Regions from separate parts of the Homo sapiens genome. Here region 2 is linked to region 1. A link is a contact called in ENCODE Hi-C or POLR2A ChIA-PET data. All regions are on one chromosome and are shown on one strand. Each heading gives the region's core, a stretch centred on a gene start or an enhancer-like site at or near the end of the contact. The rest is flanking DNA. Distances are from core to core; before and after follow the strand shown. Region 1 has its middle 29 kb from the start of LINC01895. Region 2 holds the start of GAPLINC (gastric adenocarcinoma associated, positive CD44 regulator, long intergenic non-coding RNA).

What was found. A loop is a pair of places that touch in the nucleus more often than their neighbours do. ChIA-PET counts read pairs that join two places held with the same protein, here RNA polymerase II (POLR2A). Pooled maps may share reads with other maps.
Region 2: POLR2A ChIA-PET joins it to region 1 with 10 read pairs in activated CD4-positive, alpha-beta T cell. The contact joins the promoter of GAPLINC here to the enhancer-like site in region 1. A Hi-C loop is called at or near these places in 7 of 168 maps with a recorded cell type or tissue (B cell, CD4-positive, alpha-beta T cell, CD8-positive, alpha-beta T cell and 2 more), 8 of 37 single-sample maps with no recorded cell type and 13 of 50 pooled maps. POLR2A ChIA-PET finds 5 or more read pairs at or near these places in 11 of 52 experiments (CD4-positive, alpha-beta T cell, H1, K562 and 8 more).

Annotation. Positions count from the first base shown.
Region 1 is chr18:3,317,433-3,325,183 of GRCh38, reverse strand. No RefSeq gene overlaps it. Among named protein-coding and RNA genes, the nearest start is that of LINC01895, 29 kb to the left of the region's middle. Within about 2 kb of position 3,568, at least 3 of the 41 ENCODE cell types and tissues checked have a DNase peak (open chromatin) inside an H3K27ac peak, as active enhancers do; they include OCI-LY7 and PC-9, where a contact is called at or near this core.
Region 2 is chr18:3,462,996-3,470,746 of GRCh38, reverse strand. GAPLINC (gastric adenocarcinoma associated, positive CD44 regulator, long intergenic non-coding RNA) reads right to left here and starts at 4,497. Exons shown (of 3, transcript NR_110429.1): 1 at 4,390-4,497; 2 at 3,451-3,620. All of the region lies in intron 2 of LOC105371965 (a long non-coding RNA gene), which reads left to right. RefSeq lists enhancers at 819-1,609, 3,307-3,994.

The sequences.
Region 1 (7,751 bases), core at 2,319-4,818:
AGAAGGTGTTTAATGTTTGTAAAAGATTAACATTATTATTACAGTTACGTGATTGAACACCTTCTTTAGTCTAGGCATTGTGCTAAGGCTTTTGCGTACATTACCTCTTTTAAGAATCACAGCAACCCTGCAAGGTACAGATAATAGCTGTTTTCTAGGTGAGGATCCTGAAGCCACAGGCCACAGCCATGTGGCGGCAATGACCTCCCTCCATTGTCTTTGCTTCCATGCCACCACACTGCCCAAGGGCTCTAACAATTCTTGTCCATTTTTTTTTAAATCATTCCTAAATCAATTTTAGGATATTGTTTTTACTTTGATTAGGTAGAACTGGAGCTTTTTCTATGGTGTTTGGCTGGACCAAAGTGGCTGTTGTCTAAGTGTTCTGTTTTGCTAGGCTGTTCCTCACCTGGTCCTTTGACTAGAGAGACGAGGACTTTGTTGTTACCAGGTTGGTGCAAAAGTAATTGTGGTTCTTGCCATCACTTTCAATGGCAAAAACGGCAATTATTTTTGCAACAGCCTAATATTTTTGCCTGTACTCGCCATCACTTCTGGGTTGTTGACTTCTTCAGCTCCAAGTATTAGCTATACATGGCAAAAAGCAAAGCCAAGCAACTCATTTTTTTGTTACTTGAGTCTCAAGGTTCTTAACAGATTTACTGTTTTCTTTCCACTTTTCAGAGTTTTCTTATGTGTGTTCACATATTATGTCCAGGGTTTAACGTTGTACCTAATGGGAGGAATAGAGAAAATTACATCCACTCTATATTTCCTGAAGCAAATTTTCCCTTCCATATTTTTAGCATGTATTGTAAATGTTCTCTAAATGTCTCGTTAGTAACATGAATTCTATTTTACACATCTAATAATACTAGTAGGTGTCCTAAGAGAGCCTTTCAAATGGACACCTATGACCTTGTGTAACTGGTGAAATAAATTAGGCAGGACCAACACAAATTTGAAAATAATTCTACCCTCCCCTGTTGGCCCCTGGCTGACCCTGTATTCTTCAGCCTGACTCATCACTTCCCTTTTGTTCGTTTCTAGTCTTCCTCTCCAGCCTCTCCATCTGTCGTTCTCTAACTTCTTCCTTTATTTTTCCTTTTCTCGGTTTCATTGTGATTGTTTTAAAAACCACGTCTATGGCAAATATACCCACAGGTACTTTTTAGAGGGCTTAATGACAGTGTTTATCAGCAGACTCTAGAAATGTGTTCATGACAGATCAATGCTTATTTTTGTGGTTCAAAAGAAAGTTGTAAAAATTTTTAGAAATTATTAGTATTTTCTTGCGGGAATAGTGAAAGTTAGTTGTGTGTGATCATTTTTTAAGCATCAAAGATTGGAAAGTCTGAAATTGTGTTTCAGGTGTGTTCCAACCTACTGACTTTGAATTCATCACTTATTGTTACTGAGGGTCATTTTTCCTTTCTGTAAATATGCACATTTTCACCAACTATTCCCAGGGAAATCTAGGAAGTCAGATGCAAATAGAATATGGTTGATATTCAACAATATTCAGCCTGAAGCAATATCAAGGTAGGGTATGTACTCTGCCCTTCTTGAAGGACTAGCAGTAGCTGTTAGGGTGAATCCTACTGGATCAGTGAGGAAAATCTACAATGAGCTAACCTGAGAAAACTGTGCATGCTTTGTAAAGTATAATCTATTCTTCTGAGTCGTTCTAGGAGCTGCCATATCACAGGACACAATGCAGCCATTGACGTGTGTGTTCTGCTCTCAACTCTATCAGTTAAATTACAGAAGGGCTGGACACGGTGGCTCACACCTGTAATCCCAGCACTTTGGGAGGCTGAGGCGGGCGGATCACGAGGTCACGAGTTTGAGACCAGCCTGACCAACATGGTGAAACCCCTTCTCTACTAAAAATATAAAAATTAGCTGGACGTGGTGGTGCACGCCTGTAATCCCAGCTACTCAGGAGGCTGAGGCAGGAGAATCGCTTGAACCCAGGAGGCGGAGGTTGCAGTGAGCTGAGATTGCGCCATTGCACTCCAGCCTGGGCAAGAAGAGCAAGACTCCGTCTCAAAAAAAAAAAAAAAAAAAAAAATTACAGAAGATGTGCCCACTAGGGGGCACATTTTCTGAAACAAAATAAGGTACTAAAACACAATGCAAATGTCAGGTGAGTCTTGATATTCTTTAGTTGCACAACCAAATCTAGTTAATTGTTAAACTTCCAACGTTATCATATACTAAATTGACAGCTGACAAATGCAAAACAAACCAGTTAAAAATGAAAGAGCCTCTTTGGTAGGCCAAATACAAGAAATAATCAATCTTACATCATTCAATTCTGATCTTAAAATCTGTCACTTGCCACATTTTTATTTATAAGCTACAAAAAATGTTAAAAAATGGATAATGCTCAGTGTTGGAAAGGAGGGACAGAGAAGAGGCGCCCTGCTACATGGTCAGTGGCAGGATAAATTGGCAAACATTTTGGAAGGGTAATTTTACAGTCTTCCAAAATTTAAAACACACATCATTTGACCCAGTAATTCTACTACTGGGAATTTACCTTATGGGATACATTTGCAAAAGTATTAATTAAATGCATACAGAGATGTTCATTAGAACTTTAATTGTAATGAAAAAATTCTGGGCCGGGCACCATGCTCAAGCCTGTAATCCTAGCACTTGGGGAGGTCAAGGTGGGCGGATCACTTGAGGTCAGGAGTTCAAAACCAGCCTGGCCAACATGGTGAAACCCCATCTCTACTAAAAATACAAAAAAAATTAGCCGGATGTGGTGGTGGGCGCCTGTAGTCCCAGCTACTCAGGAGGCTGAGGCAGGAGAATCACTTGAACCTGGGAGGCAGAGGTTGTAGTGAGCCGAGATGGAGCCACCGCACTCCAGCCTGGATGACAGAGCGAGACTCCATCTCAAAAAATAAAAAAAACAGAAAAAATTCTGGAAATAATCAAAACATCCATTAGTAGGAGACTGATTAAATAAATTGTGGCATACAATGAAATAATGTGTTGCTGTTAAAAAGAATGAAATAAATTTACACATTTCACATAAAGACTTCTAAGATATATTATGAAGTGAGAAAAACAGCAAAATTTAGTCAGTATTTAATATATCATTTGCATAAATGTTTTCAAGACTATACACATATATGCTGATATTTGTATAAACAATTCTTGAAGGATAAATAATTACAGACTCTAATTATATTTAAAGAAAAGGGCTGGAAGTTGATGGAGAGGAAGACTTCATTTTATATCATTTTATACTGTTTGGATTTTTTTTTTTTTTTTTTTTGCCATCTATGTATCTTATGTTTTAAAACATCGCCTCTCCCATGGGGAGAGATAACTGCCCAATACATCCATTCAAACAGTTTATAAAACTCAAAATTCTATAGCCTCATAATTCTAGACTTGAGATCTTCTTGTCTCATAAATAAGAAAATTGAGGTTGAGAGCATTCAGATGATTGAGACTTGAAAGTGATTCAGCAAGCTGGTAACAAGCCAAGATGAGGCCAGGTCCTCATCTGACATGGCCCCAGGCCAAGTGACTGACTATTGCACTCCACTATCTTGATTGTGTGGTGTCTGGGAAATTTCTCCAAGTGTGCCTCAAATTTCAATTCATTTAGATCCCAGTATTAGAGAATCATTTCCTGAAAAATGTCATACATTATATGTATTAAGCAATGGCCTCAAAGTTAGTCATTGTTTTTCACTGAATAATTTTGAAGTGGCTTAAATGCATGGGAACTAACAATCCCCTTCAAACTGAGGTTACTGCTGGTGGCCAGACACCCCTCAGATTCATGGGTGATTCAATGCACCTGCAAAGTGCAGTGTAGCATTTCGGTCCACAGTTGTGTTCACGGAACACACGTGTGAGCTGTCAGGCAGCTCAGGGCATTGCATGAAGGTAACTAGAAACACAATTTCCACCTCTTTTTAAACTAGTGTAGTTCAAACCTTCCCTCATTTTTAAGTTCTTTTTTATTGAGGTGTAACTTACATTCAGTAATGTGCCAAGTCCTATGTGTTCAGGTCAATAAATTTTTACAAACACACACACATGTGCACAACCCCCTATAGCCACCACCCAGATCAAACACCCAGGGGGCTTCCTCAGGCCACCTCTTATCAATTTCCCACAAAGGTAACCATTATTCTGGCCTTTAACACCAAAAGTTCATTTTCAAGCCTTCACTATTAAAAAACAACATCAACAACAAAAAACAAGCAACTAATGGCATGGGATCGTAGGCTGGATAAGGAAGGGCAGCCAAGAGTGTTTTAATCAATTTTATTTAAAAAAAAAAAAAGCAAAACTCTGTTACTATCTTTTAACTTATCGTCCTTGCTCACTGTGTTCTTTTAAAATATAACTGTGTGAAAGATCTTAGATTTAATACATCTCTTTTAAAGGAGAATTTTTCTAGACTTCTCTTTTTATGGTTTATTTGTGCCTGAACTTTTGGCATGCTCTAGAGATCAGAGAAAGCCTAACGACGCGGAAGGAGGAACATAATTTCAGAAGGACATTGATTTTCTTTTTTAGTCTTAAGTTCAATTTTCATACCTGTTCTATTTCTCACTGCTTTGACTCTGGACCAACACTTAGCTCTAAATATTCACCAACGTGTGTGCATACTATTGCAGAATATACATATTGAAATATTATTGTTTATTATTTAATGCTTTAGAATAACTGCAGGAAGATTGCATAGTTTCAGCATAGAGATTTCAGGGAGGAAGCAGGTTCTGAAATGGATTTTGTTTAAAGTGTGGGGGTAATTACTCTGGAGTCCCAAAGCAGCAACTTAAAGGATGCTGAAATTGGACCTGAGTGCAAAGGGAGTGTCTGGTATGGAACATCAGTGTACTGGGGGTGGGGGTAGTTCCTGATTGGGTGCAACCCAACCCAGAGTTCAGCATCTGGCCATCAGCTGACCTAATGTGACCCTTCCTACCAAGAGTAGATGCCCTCTGCTTACATCTGTTGGGACTGAGAACACTCCAACACCCTTTCAGCTGTGCTGAAGGAAGCTAACAACTTTCAAGAGGCTGGAGGTGGCAGTGGCAAACCCAGCTCTGTCCCCTACAGACAGTAGCCCTGTACCCTACAGACAGTAACCCTGTCCCCAGACACTTAAAGTCAGAGAGCTAAGACTTCAATAGAAAAGCTTACAAAACAACTGGATGCAATCTTCATGCAGCATCATAGTGAACAGTAAAGATCAGATTCATGGCTGATCCGGTATAAAACTGTAAAAGCACTCTTCTCTATACGTTCAAAACGTGGAAGCAAAACTGATCATTGATATTTATTTAAAACCTTGATTGTCCCGCCATGCCACATACTTTTCCTTTAGACTACTCTCTACAAGTATTTTCTGACGCTATTTAACAACAAATACAAACATACTGAGAGTGGTGAAAGAAAATAGGAGTGCTCTTAATTAGAGGTAAAACCACAAGCTGACACAAAATGATATTTTGCTCTAGAAATGAGAATTAAGAGGTGGGAGACTGATGCTGCTGTCTTTTCAGATGGAGCCCCGGGGGGGCCGTGGCTGGCCTGGAGCTGGGGTGGCAGAGTCTCTCTCCTGGTTTTGCTCTCACAGAGCGTGACATCTCCCTGGAGCAAGGTGGGACCACTGCTGAGCTCACATCAGTCACTGTACTTCCTAGGAAGTTTTCTGATACAACGTCATTTCCTGTAAGTTGGGATTTTTGCACACAGGACAAAACAAAGATGACAGCTCATCTCTCTTGACCCTGGTAGGTATTTAAGTGAAAACCGGAATCAATGATACATTGCCCTGGGATTTATATTTTTCTGGAAAAAGAAAAGAACAATCTCTGCCTACATCTGCATACCCAAAAGATGGATATAAAATGAAAGCCTCCCCTACTCCAAAAGGGAAGCAAAAGAGTGTTAATGAAAATCAAATGACCAAGGTCATTGACCATGTTATAGTACATCTGAGTGATGCAGAGGGGTAGTAGAGGTGATAGGAAACAGACACACACAAAGGGGAAGCTGCAATTTTGTCTTCCTTTCAGGAATGCGGGCAAGAAAGTGAGTAAGCAATATATGACAGTTCTCCGGACCTGTTAGGTTAGTATTATAATCTGGGAGTAGGGGGGAATGTCTACAATGTAAGTGTCTCATTAAAACAAAGAGGAGGGGGCCGGGCATGGTGGCTCATGCCTGTAATCCCAGCACTTTGGGAGGCCGAGGCAGGAGGATCACTTGAGGCCAGGAATTCAAGACCACCCTAGGTAACATAGTGAGACCCCATCTCTACAAAAATTTAAAAAAAACTTAGTCTGGTGTGATGGTGTGTGCCTGTAGTCCTAGTGGGAGAATCAACTGAGTGAGCCCAGGAGTTCAAGGTTATAGTGAGCTACGACTGTGCCAATGCACTCCAGCCTAGGCAACAGAGCAAAACCCAGTCTCTAAGAATAAAAAGTAAATAAATTAAAACAAAGAGGAGGGGAAAGGAAGGATATTTCCATGTGAAATAAAAGAGTATAATTTTGAAAGATATAGTTGCACTTCTTGGCTGGGCACGGTGGCTCACGCCTGTAATCCCAGCACTTTGGGAGGCCAAGGGGGGTGGATCACCTGAGGTCAGGAGTTCAAGACAAGCCTGGCCAACATGGGGAAACCCCGTCTCTACTAAAAATAATAAAATTAGCCAGGTGTGGTGGCGGATGCCTATAATCCCAGCTACTTGGGAGGCTGAGGCAGGAGAATTGCTTAAACCAGGGAGGCAGAGGTTGCAGTGAGCCAAGATGGCACCACTGCACTCCAGCCTGGGCCACAGAGTGAGACTCAGTCTCAAAAAAAAAAAAAAAAAAGAGAGAGAGAGAAATATTTGCACTTCTTTATGGTATTAAGCTGTGCTTAAGCAAGGATATTATTGGTAAGCACTTGATAAATGTCAGCTATAATTACTGGCATATCTCATTTTACTGTACCTTGCTTTATTGTGTTTCACAGGTATTGCACTTTTTACAAATTGAAGGTTTGTGGCAACCCTGCATTGAGCAAGTCTATCTGTTCCATTTTTCCAACAGCGTGTATTCACTTCCTGTCTCTGTGTTACATTTTGGTAATTCTTGTAATATTTCAAATTTTTCATAATGATATGTATTATGACGATCTTTGATGTTACTATTGCAATTTTTTTGGGGTGCCACAAACCACACCCATATAATATGGCAAACGAAATCCATCAATATTGTGTGTTCTGACTTCTCCACCAAATGTGTTACCGAGTGGCCATTCCCTCATCTCTCTCCCTCTCCTCGGGCCTCCCTGTTCCCTGAGGCACAACAATTTTGAAATTAGGCCAATAAATACGCCTACAATGGCCTCTAAGAGTTCAAATGAAAGGAAAAGCACACATCTCTCTCTTTAAATCAAAAGCAAGAAACGATTAAGCTTACTGAGGAAGGCATGTCAAAAACCAACATAGGCTAAAAGCCAGGCCTCTTGTGCTAAACAGCCATGTTGTGAAAGCAAAAACAATGTGAAATGCAAAAGAAGAAAATGTAAAATGCTACTCCAGTCAACACACAAATAATAAGAAAGTGAAACAACCTTATTGCTGATATAGCTAAGGTTTGAGTGGTGTAGATAGAAGATCAAACCAGCCATGACATTCCCTTAAGACAAAGCCTAATCCAGAGGAAGCCCCTAACTCTCTTCAATTCTATGAAGGCTCAGAGAGGTGAGGAAGC
Region 2 (7,751 bases), core at 3,248-5,747, 140 kb before region 1:
ACTAAGTGTACATTGATACAATCACAGTCATTTTCCTAATCAATGCCAGGTTTTCCATCCTTGGAGGTCCTTGAGGCTCCCTGAGGTCTTCTCACCTTCTTCTTCCGATGAAGAACATCACCCTTGGTCTTAGCAGGGCTGGCCTGGCTCCACCCACCAGGCCATGATGCCCCCTCTCTTCCTGCCTCTGTCTCCTCCACCCCTTTCTGTTCACCCTCCCTCTTCTGCCCTGTACCACCCTGGTGTTCTGCTCTCCACCATCTGCCCTGGCATCAGGGGATGCTTCCTCTTCACATCAATTCCTATTACTTCGACTAAAACAAACCCTTAGACCAGACTGTTATTTTCTTTTTCTTTTTTTGGGATGGAGTCTCACTCTGTCTCCCAGGCTGGAGTGCAGTGGTGCGATCTCAGCTTACTGTAACCTCTACCTCCCAGGTTCAAGCGATTCTTCTGCCTCGGCCTCCCGAATAGCTGGTATTACAAGCATAGGCCACCAGGCATAGGCCACCATGCTTGGCTAATTTTTGTATGTTTAGTAGAGATGGGGTTTCATCATGTTGGCAAGGCTGGTCTCAAACTCCTAGCATCAAGTGATCCATCGGTCTTGGCCTCCCAAAGTACTGGGATTGCAGGCATGAGCCAAGCCACCGTGCCTGGCTGACTGTCCTTTTCTCTGGACAGAAATGTCATCCCGAAAGTTTCAAATCACCCTATTGATGGTTTTGCCCAAAGAAACCAATCATTTCATCATTCTGAGATGCCCTCTACTGAACTTTTTATTTGCATTTTCTTCTATGGCAAACCTTTCACCTAGGCTTAGGATGAGAGGTATCTTATGGAACTTTCACTGATTTCAAATAGCCTACACTGTTACTAGATCTATATGTATTATTTATGTCCTTAGAAAGTTAGAGATTTCAGAGGCTAAAGATATCATCTAATCCAACTCTATGCTTTACTGACAAGAAAACTAGCTCAAAGAAGTTAGTTTACTCCTAGCCACCCAGCTAGTATTATGCTGGCCTAGTGTCATAGTTAGGTCTTCTGGAGCTAAGCTCAGTTCTCTTCCTTCTGTATCGGGGGCAGCTTGGGTTACTGCATATCGAAATCACAAAAAGCAGATTGAGGCTTCTTCAGAGTGTTCTACTTACGTGAGCCCAGAGGGAGAAGGAGAAAGCAAATTGGAGGCTCTGAGTGGTTAGCCCTTTAGTAATAAAGAACCGGTGTTGGGCCAGGTGCGGTGGCTCACGCCTGTAATCCCAGCACTTTGGGAGGCCGAGGCGGGTGGATCACAAGGTCAGGAGTTTGAGACCAGCCTGGCCAACATGGTGAAACCCCGTCTCTACTAAAGATACAAAACATTAGCTGGGCGTGGTGGCACACGCCTGTAATCCCAGCTACTCGGGAGGCTGAGGCAGGAGAATCACTTGAACCCAGGAGGTGGAGGTTGCAGTGAGCCGAGATTGCGCCATTGCACTCCAGCCTGGGTGACAGGGAGAGACTCGGTCTCAAAAAAAAAAAAAAAAAAAAAAGACCTGGTGTTGTTTTCTGCATTATAGGAATGATGCCAGTGGTAAAAAAAAAAATCACGCAGCTTGGTTTCAGGGATGATGATGACCTCATCAGCACTACAACAGCCACCACTATCTCCAGCCTACAGCCCCCGCCTGAAGCCCTCACACTACTTCCTTGTATAACATCATAGGAGAGAAGTAAAGACAGCATTAAGGATCGGGGGAAGGGAACTTTACTGCTGCTGTTGTAAGAAACTGGAGAAAGGCAGACGAGAGGTGTGGGAAATAGGCGAGGCCAGGACCCAGCAGGACCACCTCAGAGGCGGACTTGGGGACAGTCACCTCCCAGGCGGCAAGTGGAAACCGGAGTCAGAACCTGAGCCAGGTAGATTTGCTCATCTAAGATCCAACAATAACATGGATTTGTAGGTCAATCAGCTTTGCTCTAAAACTCTAAAGAGGTTCTACATTGTTACCTCATTTAATCCTCAACAACCTTGAAATTTAGGTATCTGTTTTTTTATATAACGAGAGATGAAGAAGCCCAGATTTAGAGATGCCAAATGACTTGAGCAGCTACAGAAGTTCAATTCTCTTTCCCCTGTTTCCTTAGTGTTTTTTTTTTGAGACAAAGTCTCACTGTTGTGCAGGCTGGAGTGCCATGGCACAAATTCAGCTCGCTGCAACCTCCGCCTCCCAGGTACAAGTGATTCTCATTCCTCAGCCTCCTACTGATGCGTAGCTGGAACTACAGGCATGCGATACCATGCCTGGCTAATTTTTGTATTTTTAGTAGAGACAGGGTTTCGCTATGTTGGCCAGGCTGGTCTTGAACTCCTGACCTCAAGTAATCCACCAGCATCAGCCTCCTAGAGTGCTGGAATTACAGATGTCAGTCACCGCGCCCAGCTCCCCAGTGGTTCTAAAATATCTCCCAATGCAATGTAAAAAATGCATCAATTTTTTAAAATTCCAAACATGGGAGTGTAAGACTCTGGAGCAGAGTTAAGGGAAATGTGCCTGGAAAGGGAAATAAAGCCCAAGGGCAAGTATGAACCTGTCATTGAGAGTAAAAAGGATGAGAGGCCAAGGGCAATGGCTCATGCCTATAATCCCAGCACTTTGGGAGGCTGAGGCGGGAGGATCACTTGAGCCCAGGAGTTTGAGACTAGCCCCGGCAACATAGAGAGACCCTGTCTGTACAAAAATTTTTTTTTTGAGACGGAGTTTCGCTTTTGTTGCCCAGGCTGGAGTGCATGATGCGATATCGGCTCACTGCAACCTCTGCCTTCCGGGTTCAAGCAATTCTCCTGCCTCAGTCTCCCGAGTAGCTGAGATCACAGGCACGCACCACCACACCTGGCTGATTTTGTATTTTTAGTAGAGATGGGGTTTCTCTATGTTGGTCAGGCTGGTCTTGAACTCCCGACCTCAGGTGATCCCCATGCCTTGGCCTCCCAAAGTGCTGGGATAACAAGCGTGAGCCACTGCGCCCAGCCTGTACATTTTTTTTTTTTTAAATTAGCCAAGTGTGGTGGTGTGCACCTGTAGTCCCAGCTACTCAGGAGGCTGAGGTGGGAGGATCACTTGAGCCTGGGATGGTGAGGCTGCTGTGAACTATGATTGTCCAGCCTGGACAAGTGAAACCTTGTCTCAAAAAAAAAAAAGGGTAAGAGCTCAACTTTTCGAAAAAATACCCATGCTATCTGACCTACCACCCTGGCTTAGTAAAGGGTACTGCCATTATGTTTCTAGCTCAGAGTTCTCAATCCACTGCCAAAGCCTCAGTTACTATCACCCAAACCTGTTATCCAGGTGTCAACTTCATGGACAGAATATGTTGCACTTAGCAGCTGCATTACGACAACAGAGTTCCCCGGAACTGAATTGTTGTTACTTCCAGCATTAGACGCAGGCATTAATTTACATATACCTGCATACACATCACTGTAAACGTGCCTGAGTCCAGCTTCTCCTTTTGCAGAGAGATTTGATAGCCCCTGGATGTGGATGCAGGGCTTCACACCTGATGCCTGGGATGATCATCCATAACGCACAATGTGGAAAATGCCCTTCCAGGAAACCAGGCTGCTGTGTGTGAACCTAGTGAGCAAGCATAGAAACAGGAAGGCTGAGATTAGAGCCTGCTCTACAGCGTTTTGATGTTTCCTGAGCCACTGCTGAGGCTCTGAGAGCTGATCAAAGGTACCTCTGCAGGCTCAAATTAACACAGAGTTGGTGAATCAGGCCAGCACCTGCCTGCAAATAGCAGCATATTTCACCAAATCAGGTTAATCTTTTCATCAAGGCAGGAGGTGGCAATCCTTTCATAAAACCTTCACAAGTTAAGTTTATTCCTGTTGTACCTTAGCTTTCTGAAGGAAAAGTAATGAATGGCCTGTTCAATTTTCTTCCCTTGGAGGTACGTATTTATTTTAAAGCTGATCTTTACCTCATGGTGTATACCATTGAAGACCTCCAGCCCTAAAGAACTTGCCTTGTTTCAAAAATGGTGGAGGTTTTGGGGTTGAAAGAGAAGAATGGGAAGGCATTGTCATAAATCTTCACTTTCCTTTTAATGCAGGTGGGATTTATAACTTCAAGTATTTGTATAAGAGCAGTACCTCACCTCTGTTTGGGGAAATATAGCTAAAAAGCCATAATTTTTGCAGAGAGAAAGCAGAAAGGCGCAGCACAGAGTAAACTATAGCCACTGGATAGATCTAAAGATTCTAACAGAGCTCAAATAAAAAACAGAAACTAACTTAAAAAAAAAAAAAAAGGTACTAGCCTAAGGCTGCAGGCTCAGAAAACCGATACCTACAAAGGGAAATGAAATGCATCGAATAATAGATTAAGTGTTAATACTTACGCAGAGAAGCTTCAAAACAGATTTCTTGCCTTGGAGGAGTTCATTATTTCAGGCATTGGCTAGTCATAAGACTTAGGAAACCAAGAGGATGTGTCAGATCCTGCAAGTCTCTCCAAGAAGCAGATGTGGTCACAAGGAAATGGAATGGGGGAGGGGAGGGAGGAATTCGAGAGAGCAGAAAAATAAGTTGAGATATTTGGAAAATAGAGCTTGCATATGATTATCTGCCAAAGCAACCCCCAAATTTTTATTGAACAGTATAATAAAAATGGAGACAGTTCCAAGTTGTTTCATTTCGGGGATAGGGTGTGGAAAGAGTGTGAGCAAACAGAATCACCCCATGACTGGGGGCCCCATTACAGCTGGTAACCACAGACAAGCTGAACTTTGAAGAGTGTCAGTTTCCTCAGCTACACAATGGGAATAACACGTCCCATTAGGGTTGTGAGGACTAAATATGTATATGTGGTATTCAACAAATACAATAATAATATAATAGATAATAATTTAATATAAGGTGTTTGATAAGTACATCTTTTCCTTCTCAAATTAATCCAACACTTTCACTTCAATACTGGGTTTACAGATGATACCAGAAAATAACACTATAATGGAAAGAGCTATTGTTATTTATCTATTTGTTTTTGAGATGGAGTCTCATTCTTGCCCAGGCTGGAATGCAGTGGCGTGATCTCCTCTCACTGCAACCTCCGCCTCCCAAGTCCAGGCGATCCTCCTGCTTCAGCCTCCCAAGTAGCTGGGATTACAGGCATGCACCACCATGCTCTGCTAATCTTTGTATTTTTAGTAGAGATGGGGTTTCACCATGTTGGCCAGGCTGGTCTCGAACTCCTAGCCTCAAGTGATCTGCCCACCTTGGCCTCTCAAAGCCCTGGGATTACAGATGTGAGCCATCACGCCTGGCTGGGCTATTTTTTTGTTTAAGTTTCTTACTTTTATTTTTTCAATTAACAAAAGTATATATTTATGGTATACAACATGGTGTTTTGATATGTGTATACATTGTGAAATGACTGAATCAAGCTGTTAATTAGAGAATTTAAAATAAATGATGTTCTAGATTGTGTAGATTTATTGTACAAGCAGGCTAGGGGAAAAAATGTTTTGTTCGTTTTGTTTTGTTTTGTTTTGTTTTGAGACAGAGTCTCGCTCTGTCGCCCAGGCTGGAGTGCAGTGGCGCGATCTCGGCTCACTGCAAGCTCTGCCTCCCAGGTTCACGCCATTCTCCTGCCTCAGCCTCCCGAGTAGCTGGGACTACAGGTGCCCGCTACCACGCCCGGCTAATTTTTTGTATTTTTAGTAGAGATGGGGTTTCACCGTGTTAACCAGGATGGTCTCGATCTCCTGACCTCGTGATCCGCTGGCCTCGGCCTCCCCAAGTGCTGGGATTACAGGCGTGAGCCACAGCACCCGGCCAATGTTTTGGTTTTTTTTTTGAGACAGTGCCTTGCTCTGTTGCCCATGCTGGAGTGCAGTGGCGCAACCACGGCTCACTGCAGCCTCAAACTCCTGGGCTCTAGCAATCCTCCTGCCTCAGCCTCCCAAGTAGTTGGGACTAAAGGTGCACACCACCATGCCTGGCTAATTTTTAATTTTTTTGTAGAGACAAGATCTCGCTATGCTGCCCAGACTGGTAAGCCCCCACGCTCAGCTGGGAAAAGATGTTGACTAATGTAATACACTTGGGCTTTTCACAGAATCATTCAAGTAAATCAAATTTCAAAATGAAAATCAGGCTAGGCACAGTGGCTCACACTTGTAATCCCAGCACTTTGGGAAGCCGAGGCAGAAGGATTGCTTGAGCTCAGGAGTTTGGGACCAGCCTGAGCAACACAGCGAGACTTCATCTCTATAAAATTTTAAAAGCTAGGCCTGGTGGAGCTCACCTGTAGTCCTAGGTACTCAGGAGGCTGAGGCAGGAGGATCATTTGAGCCCAGGAGTTCAAGACTGCAATGAGCTATGACCACATCACTGCATTCCAGCCTGGGTGGCACAGCAAGATCCATTCTCAAAACAATAACCACCACCACCAAAAAATCCCTGAAAATCATTGGAAAGAAATTAAAAGCAATAAAACATTAATAATCAGACTAGGTAACAGTCAAAAAGTTGTTTTGACTTGTTAAACAGGATAATTTTTTAAAAGAGGCATATGTAAAAATTTAAATGTGTACCTTTTGTTGCATTTCAACCTATTTACAGTCTCTGAAAGCCTTATCCTCACATTACAATTTATATGGAGATAATTTATGCCTTTAGAGTATTAAAATATATATTAGCAAAAATTTGAGACAAGATAGGAGAATTGAATTTGTCCTAAGATCATAAGTTAGAATGATCTGATCAAATAAGAATATGTTCAAGTTTCAGTAATTTTCTTTATAAAGAAAATAATTTGGAGGCTGGGCACGGTGGCTCACGCCTGTAATCCCAACACTTTGGGAGGCCAAGGCGGGTGGATCATTTGAGGTCAGGAGGAGTTCAAGACCAGACTAGCCAACATGGTGAAACCCTGTGTCTACTAAAAATACAAAAAAAGAGTGGGACGTGGTGGCACACGCCTGTAATTCCAGCTACTTGGGAGGCTGAGGCAGGAAAGTCACTTGAACCTGGGAGGTGGAGGTTGCAGTGAGCCGAGATTGAGCCACTGCACTCCAGCCTGGGTGACAGAATGAGACCCTGTCTCAGGAAAAAAAAAAAGGAAAATAGTTTGGAATATTTTTAAAAAACAAAACAAGCTGACACTTCCTAGAGTAACAATTTATCTTCTGAAATCCCTCCATGGTTTTATTTTCCTTACCTCTATGTTAAATATTTGTCTATAAATATGTTCCTTCTAAACCTGAGTAAATTTCCATCATTGGATTTGGTTTCCTTTCTAAGTCACCCACAGTGTGCTTCAAAGGTTGCACATTCTATTGATGTCTATAACACATTTCATTCAAAAACCCCGTTTCCTTGATATTTAGTTAAATCTCTGTACTACTTATTATTTTTATTCATTGATTTCTCATGCTTCCTTTCTTTGCCAGCTGTGCTATTGTAACCATCAACCCTAAGTTACTGCTCTTCTTTCAGCCACAAAGCATTTGTTGAATGTCTCTCTTTTCAGCCTCTGAATCATAAAACTCAGCCCAGAACATAGCCTGTTTTTAATTAGAGGTCACGATTTTTGGAGGTTAAGACTTGACACATTCTCCTGTTAATGAGCTGAATGAGACCTAAAACTGATCTCTAAACATTGCTTTTTGCTCTCTGGCCAGTTTCCAGAGATAAATTTTACTTTTTGATTGAATACAAATGAATATTTTGTATTCCTGCAGTAAGTTTTGGGGTCTAT